2 separate regions of the Homo sapiens genome follow, and region 1 is linked to region 2. The links are chromatin loops, found by intact Hi-C in ENCODE. Cell type or tissue: Caco-2. All regions are shown on one strand. Links, peaks and the distances in the headings refer to the core of each region. The heading gives the core; the rest is flanking DNA.

Region 1 (7,824 bases), core at 1,366-6,365, 160 kb after region 2:
GAGTGAAGTTCTGATAGATGCCCCATGGTAGATAAACCTTGAAGACATATGCTAAGTGAAATAAGCTAGATGCAAAAGGACAAATATTGTATAACTACACTGACATGAAATATCTCAAATAGGAAAATTCGTAGAAATGTAAACTAGACGCAAGTTTGTCAGGGGCTGGGGAGAAGGGACCTGGGGAGTTTTTACTTACTAGTTACTGAGTTTCAGTTTGGGGTGATGAAAAAGTTTTCGAAGTAGATAGCGATGGTAGTTGTATAACATTGTGGACCTAAGTAATGCCACTAAATTGTACCCTTAAAAATGGTTTAAATGGGCCGAGCATGGTGGCTTATGCCTGTAATCCTAGCACGTTGGGAGGCCTAGGAGGGCAGATCACTTGAGCACCAGAGTTTGAGACCAGCTTGGGCAACATAGTGAAACCCTGTCTCTACAAAAAATACAAAAATTAGCTGAGCATGATGGCATGCGCCTGTAGTCCCAACTACTCCGGAGGCTAAGGTAGGAGGATCACTTCAACCTAGGAGGTTGACTGCACCACTGCACTCCAGCCTGGCAACAGAATAGGACCCTGTCTCAAAATAAATAAATAGGCTGGGTGCAGTGGCTCACGCCTGTAATCCCAACACTTTGGGAGGCTGAGGCGGGTGGATCACTTGAGGTCAGGAGTTAGAGACCAGCCTGGCCAAAGTGTGAAACCCTGTCTCTACTAAAAATACAAAAATTAGCCGTGCATGGTGGCAGGCACCTGTAATCCCAGCTACCTGGGAGGCTGAGGCAGGAGAATTGCTTGAACCCGAGAGGCAGAGGTTGCAGTGAGCCGAGATCGCGCCACTGCCCTCCAGCCTGGGCAACAGAGCAAGACTCCATCTCAAAAAAATAAGTAAATAAATAAAAACTTAAAATGGCAAATTTTACTGTATACATTTTATCAGAATTTTAAAATTACAACAATAAAGATAATCACTTAACAATACAATTTCAGCTTACTAGGAAAATATAAAAATTTTGAATTTATAAGTACCTAGTAGTGCAGCCACAAATTATATAAGAGAAAAATCAGAAGATCCATATGGAGAAATAGACAAATCTACAATTATATGGGAAATTAAAAAATACATCTCCCGATAATTGATAGAACAAGAAAAATCATTAAATAGGCCAGGACTGGTGGCTCATACCTGTAATCCCAGCACTTTAGGAGGCCTCCGAGGCAGGTGAACCACCTGAGCTCAGGAGTTTGAGACCAGCCTAGCCAACATGGCGAAACCCTGTCTCTACTAAAAATATAAAAATTAGCTGGGCATGGTGGCACAGCCTGTAGTCCCAGCTACTCGGGAGGCTGAGGTATGAGAATTGCTTGAACCCAGGAGGCGGAGGTTGTAGTGAGCTGAAATTGCGCCACTGCACTCCAGCCTGGGCAACAGAGAGAGACTCTGTCTCAAAAAAATAAAAATAAAAATAAATCATTAGAGGATTCAAACAATAATGATTAATAAAACTGATCTAATAGAGATTATCTATATTTCATTCAACAACTGCAGAAAAAAATTCTGAAGTCCACACAGAATATTTCAAAAATGGACTCATACATAGTCATTAAAACAAGCCTCAACAGATATTAAAGGATTAATACAGAGGATGTTTTCTGACCTAAAGTGATCTAACTATAAATCAATAATAAAAAGGTAAACAGAGCATCTCCATGTTTGGAAAATTAAAACCATGCTTTTAAATAACTCATGGGTCAAAGAAGAAATCATAGTGGAAAAAATTTTTAATTGTGAACTCTGCCTTTTTTTTTTTTTTGACAGATTCTCACTCTTGTCGCCCAGGCTGGAGTTCAGTGGCAGGATCTCACTGCAAGCTCCACCTCCTGGGTTCAAGTGATTCTCCTGCCTCAGCCTCCCAAGTAGCTGGGATTACAGGTGTCTGCCACCAGGCCCAACTAATTTTTGTATTTTTAGTAGAAATGGGGTTTCACCATGTTGGCCGGCGCTGGTCTCGAACTCCTGATCTCGGGTGATCCTCCCGCCTCAGCCTCCCAAAGTGCTGGGATTACAGGTGTGAGCCACTGCACCTGGCTGTGAACTGTGCCTTTTTAAAATGTGTGAGTGACTTAAAAATTACTTCATATCAAAAACATATAGGGTAATAGCTAAAAAGTGTTTACAGAGCTGATTTATAGCCTTACATTTTATATTAGAAAAGAAAAAAGGCTAAAAGTAAGTAAGTCAAGCATCTGCCTCAGGATATTAGAAATAAGCTGCAAGATAAACAGAAATAAAGAAGTAGGAAAGAGATAACAAATAAGAACAAAAATGTGTAAAATAGAAAAACTATGTAACAGGAACAATAAAGCCAATAGTTGATTCTTTGAGAAGACTAAAAAAGGTGTAAAATATTTGGTGAAACTAATGAGAGACACACATACATACAGAGAGAGAGAGAGAGAGAGAGAGAACACACACACACACACACACACACACACACGCTATCAGGAGTGAAAAAGGGGATATTACTCCAGATGTTGTACACACTGGAAAGATAATAAAAGGATATAATGAATGACTTAAATCTAATCCATTTGACAAAGTACACTATATGGACTAATTTCATCGGGGAAAAATCAACAAACCTTATAAAGATATTTTAAAAACATGAACATGATTCTGCTAAGAGAGCATTTGAAAAAAATAATAAAGGCCGGGCCCGGCGGCTCACGCCTGTAATCCCAGCACTTTGGGAGGCCGAGGCGGGCAGATCACGAGGTCAGGAGACCGAGACCATCCTGGCTAACACGGTGAAACCCCGTCTCTACTAAAAATACGAAAAAATTAGCCGGGCGTGGTGGCGGGCGCCTGTAGTCCCAGCTACTCGGGAGGCTGAGGCAGGAGAACGGGGTGAACCCAGGAGGCGGAGCTTGCAGTGAGCCAAGATCGCGCCACTGCCCTCCATCGTGGGGGACAGAGTGAGATTCCGTCTCAAAAAAATAAAAATAAAAATAATACAAAAAACAAAAACAAAAATCTCGAACAATCCTATGATCATTAAATAAGTTGAATCGTTTACAGAAAATCCACAAAGAAAATTCCAGGACCAGAAGCCTTTCATATGACTTCCACCAATCTTTTAAGGAACAAAGTATTTTAATATTACATAAACACATACAAGAAGGAACAACTCTCAAACTCATAAGACACTAAAATTCATGTGAAGACTATGTCAAAATAAAATTACAATCTAATTTGACCTATGGATGTATGTTGAAAAAAATCTGAAACAATATATTAGCAAACTGAATCCAGCAATACAAAAAGATAATATAGAAAAGCAAGTGTATCCTAGGAATACAAAATTGGTTTAATATTTGAAAATGAAACAATGTAATTTGTCATGTTAATAGAATAAAGGAGAGAACCCATATGACCCCCCCCCCAATATATTTAGGAAAAGTGAATGGTTAAAAAAAAAAGTCAATATGTATTCTTAATTTTAAAAATCAGCAAACTTGAAATAAAAGGAAACTTTTAAGTGAAATAGGGTACCTACAGAAAATCTGTAGCAAACATCATGCAAAATAGCGAAGTTGCTATGTCAGAAGATGTGAGGCCGGGCATGGTGGCTCACTCCTGTAATCCTAACACTTTGGGAGGCCAATGTGGGTGGATCACCTGAGACCAGGAGTTCAAGACCAGCCTGACCAACATTATGAAACCCCATCTTTATTAAAATTCAAAAATTAGCAAGGTGTGGTGGCAGGCACCTGTAATCCCATCTACTTGAGAGGCTAAAGCAGGAGAATTGCTTGAACCCGGGAGGCAGAGGTTGCAGTGAGCCGAGATCATGCCACTGCACTCCAGCCTGGGTGACAGAGCGAGACTCTGTCTCAAAAAAAAAAGAAGAAGAAGAAGAAGAAGGCAGAGCGTGGTGGCTCACGCCTGTAATCAAAGCACTTTGGGAGGCCAAGGTGGGCAGATCATCTGAGGTCAGAAGTTCAAGACCAGCCTGGCCAACATGGTGAAACCCCATCTCTACTAAAAGTATAAAATTAGCCAGGTGTGCTGGTGCATGCCTGTAATCCTAGCTACATGGGAGGCTGAAGCAGGAGAATCGCTTGAACCCGGGAGGCGGAGGTTGCAGTGAGCTGAGATCACGCCATTGCACTCCAGCTTGGGCAAAAAGAGCAAAACTCCGTCTCAAAAAAAAAAAAAAAAAAAAAAAGCTGTGTATAACTTTAGTTCTGTTAGACAATGCCACACTCTTTCAAAGTGGTTGTGCTAATTTATACTCTCAGCAACAGCCTATGAGAACTCTCATCACCAATCCACATTATCACCAAAAGACTGTGAACCACTGTCCTAGAGAAACTCTTGCAATGTGTACTACAGACAAGTACAAGAATTTTCTCAGCATCATTGTTCTGAGTAGCTTGAAACTGGAAACGATTCACTGTGCTTCTGGGGAGGCAGCAAAATTTTATATCTGGATCACAGTACTGGTTATGTAGATGTTCATTTTATAATCATTCAAACTGCACATATATGCTTTATGCACTTTTCTATATGTACTGCATATGTCTCATTTGAACTTCTACAAAGGCATTATATTCTTCAAAGAAACTTCACACACATTTTAATAAATCTTATCTGATTTTACAATTACCACTTGTGGTTCCTATAAGAAACTTGTCCATATTAGTTAGGGCTCCACTAGAAAAGAAATTATTTGTACAAATTTGGTAATTTGAGAAGAGTTTAATTTAAAAGGACCATCTACAAAGGTGTGGGCAGGGTTTAAGGAGCTCAAATGTGGTAACAAAATACTCTAGAACTAGTAACTTGGGGTGCCTTTCCCACCCTTTGGGGCAGGGAAAGAAAGCCTTTATTAGAACCAGGAGATAGAGCTATGTGGAGAGAGCTACTCAACTTGAGCTATGACCTCTAGTGGAAAGACAGAGCCAGTCCACACCACAGTGACCGCATACAAAGGGGATAAATACCCTGATTTTGCTCCTCTCCCTTCCCTCTCCCAATCTTCTGTCTGTGCTCCTTGTTGGTGAACCCAACCAGAAGCCAGAAGACAAGAGAATCTGTGGATGCAATGCATTTAGGTCAACCACCCAGAGAACCCAGCAGAATGGAGCTGGGCAAAGAGTAGATCCGAAGTGATGAGAAGTTGTTCACATGTCCGTCTGAATCTAAAGTGGTAGCCACTTCCAGTGTTTTTCTTTTAAAATACAAGGTTTGGGGAGAAGGAGAAATGACCAAGGGATTTAAATTATAGCTGTTATAATCCCTGCTTCTGCAGCTGATGACAAGGCGTACATTGGTACTCAAGGCTACCTTCTTCCACCTCCCACTTCTGTTCTTTCCTTCCATCGGCACTTCAGCAGGATGTGTTTTACCTTTTTCCTTGTCCCAGGCTACTTGTCCCATAGTAAAGATGCTTTTGCCTATTTTCCAAAGTAGATTTGGAGAGACCCAAACTTCGTTGCGTGTAGGATATGAGGCATTGATAATCTTGTCTTTATTGGGTGGCTGCACTTTTCCATTCACCAGAACAGTGGGCCAAGGAATGCTAAGAAGTTGTTCATTGAATCCCTGAGTTCTAAACATAGCTCTCCCTGTCTATCCCCGCTAGGTAGCAGCAATCTAATTACTGCTGTTAAGGATATATTACCCCTTTTCTATATATTGGTTCTATGACCTAAGGAACCCCTAATGCCTGGGGGTAAGACTTAGCTTCCATTTCATTGGAACCATGTCTATTATACTTCCCATTTTTTTAGAAGAGGACACTAAAACCAAGAGAATTTGCAATATTTGCCTAAGAGTGCATAGTTAGTACAACAATGGAACTAGAAGCTCAGCCTCCTGACTTTCAGACTCATTTGCTTCCCACATACTGGAGGAGTACAGCTGTGTCTTATCACTGTAACAGGTGGACATGGGAAACAGCAATAACACAACGTTAGACTGTGATAAAGGTGACTCAAGGGAGGGAGGAATACACAGTAGCAGATGTCCTCTAAATATTAAGGCACAGTAGAGAATAAGACATTTGTCATCCTGCCATCTCATTGTGCCAAGCTACAAGAGTAATGTTTTTGCCCTGTGTTTTTCCAAAGCAGGGCCTTTTCCAAAACAATTCAGGGTGATGACTACTTGAGTGCATTTTAATGTGTTTGCTAATGAATTTTCTTGATATTGGAAAATAACATTTTTCTTGTGTAATGTCCCCTCTCCTTTCTCTCAAAGGAGCCCACATTGCCATTTTTTTATTTTTTTATTTTTTCTTGGTCACAGAGAAGTCCATGCTAGTGAAGCAATTAAGGGCTCTTTCTAACCCATAAATCACCAACAAAATGGATATTCCAGTGCACCCATAGGGATTGGAGGGCTCATGTGAGGGAAGTTTGTAAATGACTCTGCATTTTAGGATTTCCATAGCCTTTCTGAGGCCCATTAAACTGATCAGTAGGTAGTAAGTGATGAGGCATAAGGCTGGGAGGTGGGGTGATGTAAAGAAAAAATTAAGAAATGAGACTGAGTCAGCCAAAGTGAAAATTTAGTTTGTAAGAGTTGGTGCCTCTTCAGACTTCTAAGCAACTTGAAGAAGGTAATCACCATTTTATTACTTTTATTATCTTCTTTATTTTTAGACTTTAACATAGTCAATAGTGGGTTGCAGTACCTTGCTAAGAGGGAGGAGAACCAACTTCATACATTAGTGTCATGCTAAAATATTCATTGGGAAAAATTAATATAGCATTTTATTTAGGGCTTTCAATGTGTATATCAAAGGAGAAACTAATCAGGGGAAATTCAGTCTATTCTTAAGTTGGTGGGGAATGATATTTTTTGATAGGGAGTTTTTCACACCTGTTAGATCATATAAATTCAGTGGATGCTTTTTTTCTCATGAAAAGTGAGGAAGCAGTAAACATTTAAAACATAGAATTTTTTTTCCTGTCATCCTTACACAGGGGCCATGCTAATCTTCTCTGTATCATTCCAACTATTAATTATTTTTAAGTGAAGTATTTAATACGCTGATGTTAAGGTTCGGTTCAATGACTTTTTTTTAAATTTTAGAGGTAGGGTCTCGTTCTGTCACCCAAGCTGAAGTACAGTGGAGTGATCATGGCTCACTGCAACCTCAATCCCCTAGGCTTAAGTGATTCTCCCACCTCAGCCTCCCAAGTATCTGGAGACACAGGCATACGTAGCCATACTGGGCTAATTTTTATTTTTTATTTTTGTCAAGCTATGTTGCCCAGGCTGGTCTTGAATTCCTGGCCTCAAGCAATCCTCCCACCTCAGCCTCCTGAGGCACTGGTATTACAAGCCTGAGCCAACATGCTTGGCCAACAGATTTCGATAATTGTACACATTAATGTAACTACCATCTAAAGTTCCAGAAAGTTGTCTCATCCTCTTGTCCCTTTCTAGTCAAACCCCCTTTCCTTCTCACTGAGGGAACCACTTTCTTTTTTTTTGAGGCTGGACTGCAGTGGCACAATCTCGGCTCACTGCAAGCTCCACCTCCTGGGTTCATGCCATTCTCCTGCCTCAGCCTCCCGAGGAGCTGGGACTACAGGTGCCCACCACCACACCAGGCTAATTGTTTGTATTTTTAGTAGAGATGGGGTTTCACCATGTTAGCCAGGATGGCCTCGATCTCCTGACTTCATGATCCACACACCTCGGCCTCCCAAAGTGCTGGGATTACAGGTGTGAGCTACTGCACCCTGCTGAGGGAACCACTTTCTAATCCTATCACCATAGATTAGTTTGCCTGCTCTGGGATTGCATG
Region 2 (5,000 bases), core at 1-5,000:
GAGGGAAGAAGGTGAGAAGCACATCATGTGAAAGGTGGCAGAAGAGATGCTTCCCCAGATATTCTGTGGTCTGAAAAGAGAGGCTCAGAAGAAACACAGCAGCTGGCTGTTTTCCTTTGCCTGAAGGGCTGTCATATGTAAGAGAAAGTCAAAAGAATCCCTGTTGTCTCAAAAGGCAGAATTCAAGTGAGTAGGCAGAAGTTACAGAGAAGCCAACTACAGCTCCATATCAGAAAGGTATGCACATCTCTCACAGTCAGAGCTCCAATCCATGGGCTGCCTCACACATTGCCCATCACCAGAGGTACTTCAGCACAGGCTGCCAGTTCTGAGATGCAGGTGGGACAAGGCATCCCACACAGCCCCTTCTGGCCTTAAGGCTGTATTACCCTCACGGTCCCCACTGTTCACCTGGCACCTTGGGACAAGCTGACTGACAATTCCATTTATTACACTGTCTGATGCTGAGATCATCATCTGATCTTTCTTTTTCTTCTTTTATATATTTTAGAGATGGGATATTGCTATGTTGCCCAGGCTAGAATTGAACTCCTGGGCTCAAGTGATCCTCCCACCTCAGCCTCTCAAGGAGCTGAAACTACAGGCACATGGCAGCACGCTCAGCTGTGTTCAGTGTTTCTTGAATTGCCCACATTGTTTGACACAGCAAGAAATCAGAAAGTGTAGTACTTCTTGATCAGCTATGGAGAGGTGAGGGGGTTAAACTATGAAGAGAGATCCAAGTAAAGAAGCAGCATTGAGGGGCTGCTGCAAAGAGGATGGTAGGAGATTACAGGAAGGCCTGACCAGAGCTTGGACAGCAGGGAGGAAAGGAGGACAGCCAACAAGTACCAGGCAGCATGGTCAACTGGCCTGACCTAAACAATGATGACATGCCCCATCACTAAAACACGGGCTCTCTGCACACCAAAGGCAACTGATAAGGTTCTAGGACCAACCAGATTGGACCATGACAGCCATTCTGTATGTTGTGGACGATCAACGGGGGGGCCACGTCGGTGCAGAGGTAATGATGGGCATCTGCTGTGAGCCGGAAGTAGCCATCTACCAGGGACACAAAGGACAAGGCCTCCTCGTGGGAAGAGAGCTTCAGTTCCTGTTGAGAGAGAAGAAATTCCCACGGTTACATCATGTCTCTATCAGCTTAAGTGGCTGACTCTGTAGGGAGGTGCACAGTGAGAAGATTTTTATAACCCAATGGGAACCCCAAAGGGAAAACCTTTTCATCAATACTAAATATACCCCTTGCATGCATTTATTTATTTATTTATTTATTTATTTATTTATTTATTTATTTATTTATTTGAGATGGAGTTTCACTCTGTCGCCCAGGCTGGAGTGCAGTGGTGAGATCTCGGCTCACTGCAACCTCCGCCTCCTGGGTCCAAGCGATTCTTCTGCCTCAGCCTCCCAAGTAGCTGGGATTACAGGCACCTGCCATCACACCTGGCTAATTTTTGTATTTTTAGTAGATACGGGGTTTCACCATGTTGGCCAGGCTGGTCTTGAACTCCTGACCTCGAGTGATCTCCCACCTTGGCCTCCCAAAGTGCTGGGATTACAGCCGTGAGCCACTGTGCCCGATCCCCCTTGCATTTATATAGGACTTTCACTGTTCAACACATTTTCCCATCTATTATCTCAAACTATCAGATGACTCTGTGTGTGTGTGTGTGTGTGTGTGTGTGTGTGTGTTGGGGGTGACGCGGTGGGGGAGGCTGTGGCAGGCAGGGAGACATGCAGAGAAGCTGTCCCCTGGGTCCGTGTGTGTGTGTGTGTGTGTGTGTGTGTGTGTGTGTGTATGTGTGTGTGTGTTGGGGGTGACGCGGTGGGGGAGGCTGTGGCAGGCAGGGAGACATGCAGAGAAGCTGTCCCCTGGGTCCAGATGGGAGAAGAGGAAGCCTGAATCAAGGTGGCAGAGGCACAAAAGTGGAGGTGGGAAGGGGCAAAGCATGCACCGTGATCTTGGCACTCAACGGTGAATGGCTAAATCGGCATTATTCCTGCTTAGGAGAAAAGAAACAGAGGCAGTGTGGTTCATCTCATAGCAGACTTGCTCTAGAAGGTGAAACTCCCGGATTTTAATCTAGGAATAATCCCAGGCCCAGTGAAGAGTTTGCTAGATTAAGCCTAGGGAGCTCTGAGAGTTGGAGAGAGCAGAGTGTCTTACTCAGAGTGGGAAGAGGCAAAGGCACCTGTGGAGAAGAGGAGGGAGGGGATTTCCATCAAGGAAGGTGTTCTGAAAGACACCTGTGTTGTAGATTTGGGGTACTTTTGTCCTGATCATTGATCCCTGAAGAGACTGCCCATTTGACAGGAACTATCAGGTCAATCAAGAACATTTCCTGGCAAGGGAAGGTATGCAAAAGCCATGATTTGGAGCTTTGACTCACAAAAAAACATTAAAAAGCATCTGAGGCTTCAAAAAAGGGCAAAATGACTCTTTCATAGCCCTGTAGAAAGGAGAGGCAGGTGGCAGAAATGAGAGGACAGTGAAGGGAAAAAGGAGCAGGGGAGACAAGCCACTCGGCAGGAGGGAGGTCAGGGGCCTAGTGCAGCTGTAATGCCGAAGGAAGCATGCCTGGGGCTATGAGGAAGGAGGCCTGGAGAGGGCAGGGTCACCATAGGAATGGCACTTCAGAAAAAAGAAACCACACTGAGCACACTGCCTTGCGGGTGTGACCAGGCACCCACCTGCGGATATCCCTGAAGAGCAAATTCAAGATGCTCTGAACAAGGGGCAGGCTGGCCTGGGCAGCCCCTCACCCAGCCACATGATAAGTAAGACCACATCTGCACTTACATTTCCTGAGAACAGGAGTCTAAACAGAAATGAGGGATGCCAAGGAGATGTAGAGAGAAGTGATACATGAAGGTCTGACTTGACAACATGCTGGTATCAGGGTTTCTTCAAAGCACTGCCTGATTAAAGGGCTTGGGAATCCCATGGCTGGGAGGGGACAACGAGGGCATGAGATTCTAAACTGGCAGCATGGAGCAGTGGTCAACCCTCAGCTCAGGCTCTAGAGCCAGCTGCTCTGGGTTCAAATCGCAGCCTCTCCACCTGCTAGTAGGGTTATGCATATGGAATCATCATTTTTATAGGTCAAAATGGTCAAATATTGGCAATTTCAAATGCTTTAACCTAACAGCTCTGTGACCTTGGACAGGTTACTTAACCTCTTCGTGCCTCAGTTTCCCCTTATCATACTCACCCATAGGGTTGACATGAAAATTAAAATAGGTGGTATTTGTGAAGTGCTCAGAATAGGAAGTACCTGACACACAGTAAGGGCTAGCGTGGTAAAGAAAAACAAACTAATGGAGGAATCAAGTATTTCTTTCTTCCTGCCCTCCTCCTGCTCCCTCCACAGCACTGTGGCTTGGCATAGAGTCATTGGCCCATGTGGCCAGGGTGAGCTCTGACTTAGATGATGGGTGCACCAACTTGTGTTGGTGCTAGACTTGACTGTGTCAACCAGGACAGGACAGGATGGGGCAGGCTCATAAAATGTGCACCAGGCATACACCACGTTGAAGAGCCAGATCATGGACATGTCAGCCTCTCCCTCACTCCCTTCGGGGTCTCTGGGGGATGATAACGCCTTAGAAGCCAAAGCAACACAGGCAAAATGCACAGGCAGGAACCAGACAGAGCTGGGCAAGTGCCTGCCACTTTCTCACTGAGTGACCCTGTGCAAGATCCCATGCCTCTTGATTAGTCTCAGATTCCTCATTTCAAGTAGAGCTGATGCTCAGTCCCCTAAGGTTCTTACAAGGACTAAGACAGACCAAGATACAGGCACAGCATATAACACGGGGCCTAATATCCAGGATGCAGCATGTGACACGGGGCCTAATATCCAGGATGCAGCATATAACAGGGGGCCTAATACCCAGGATGCAGCATATAACACAGGGCCTAATACCCACGATGCAGCATATAACACGGGGCCTAATACCCAGGATGCAGCATATAACACGGGGCCTAATATCCAGGATGCAGCATATGACACGGGGCCTAATATCCAGGATGCAGCATATGACAGGGGGCCTAATATCCAGGATGCAGCATATGACACGGGGCCTAAAATCCAGGATGCAGCATATGACACGGGGCCTAATATCCAGGATGCAGCATATGACACGGGGCCTAATATCCAGGATGCAGCATATGACACGGGGCCTAATATCCAGGATGCAGCATATAACACGGGGCCTGATATCCAGGATGTGCTCCATCAACAGCACTTCTTCTTTTCTCCCTCCATTTCGCATCTTTCCATTAACATCCATCTGAGCTCTTCTACTTCTCCCTCTTCACTTTGTTTTTACTATATTTTTCTAATAAAATTAATGTAAGTTTTTTGTTTAAAAAAAAAGGAGGGGAGAATAAGAAAATTAAAACCACTCATAATGCCACCATAAATAAGTAGCTGTTAATATTTATTTTTCTAAGAGCATGTGTATATACATGCATACCTATTGATATTTTGAACAAAACTGGTCCCATTCTATAGGTAAAGTTTTATATCCTGCTTTTTCCCCTGACCTTTTTTCCAGGTCATTAAAAAATTCAGCAACCTGATTTTCTAATATTCTGCTTCTCAGGCAAATTGTGATTTATTTTCCTATTCTCCTATTATTGTATATTTAAGTTATTTTCAGAATTTTGACACTTTAATTACTACTGGAATGAATATTCTTATTCATAAACCATAACCTGCCTCTCACATTGTTTCTGGAAGATAGATTCATTCTCTAGATTCCTGAACAGAGGGATATATAAATATTTTCAAGGCTTTTAACAGGTTACCAAACTGTTTTCCAAAAGGTTATATCAGAAAGACAAGTTATTCTGAATACAAGAGAGTGACTGTCTGCCCTAAACCGTATCACCAGGCTCTTCCTCAGCACTGAGCGTTATCATTGTGACACAGTATCTGCCACATTTTGGCAGAATGTGGCCTTTCCTGGTG

The links. Peaks named below come from ENCODE experiments on the same cell type or tissue, not always from the same donor. Only the 100,000 strongest peaks of a DNase experiment are listed, where the experiment ranks them.
Region 1: it touches region 2 in a loop (17-fold over the local background); 11 of 110 quality-filtered maps call a loop at or near these places.

What each region holds. Positions count from the first base shown.
Region 1 is chr1:65,016,019-65,023,842 of GRCh38, forward strand. It overlaps a transcript of JAK1 not described here and the pseudogene RNU6-1176P. Among named protein-coding and RNA genes, the nearest start is that of LINC01359, 17 kb to the left of the region's middle. In Caco-2, for the core only: no CTCF peak of the experiment used is centred there; no DNase peak of the experiment used is centred there.
Region 2 is chr1:64,859,146-64,864,145 of GRCh38, forward strand. JAK1 (Janus kinase 1) reads right to left here. Exons shown (of 25, transcript NM_002227.4): 9 at 960-1,117. Among named protein-coding and RNA genes, the nearest start is that of JAK1, 100 kb to the right of the region's middle. RefSeq lists enhancers at 1,863-2,408, 2,497-2,546. In Caco-2, for the core only: no CTCF peak of the experiment used is centred there; a DNase peak (open chromatin) is centred at 2,616.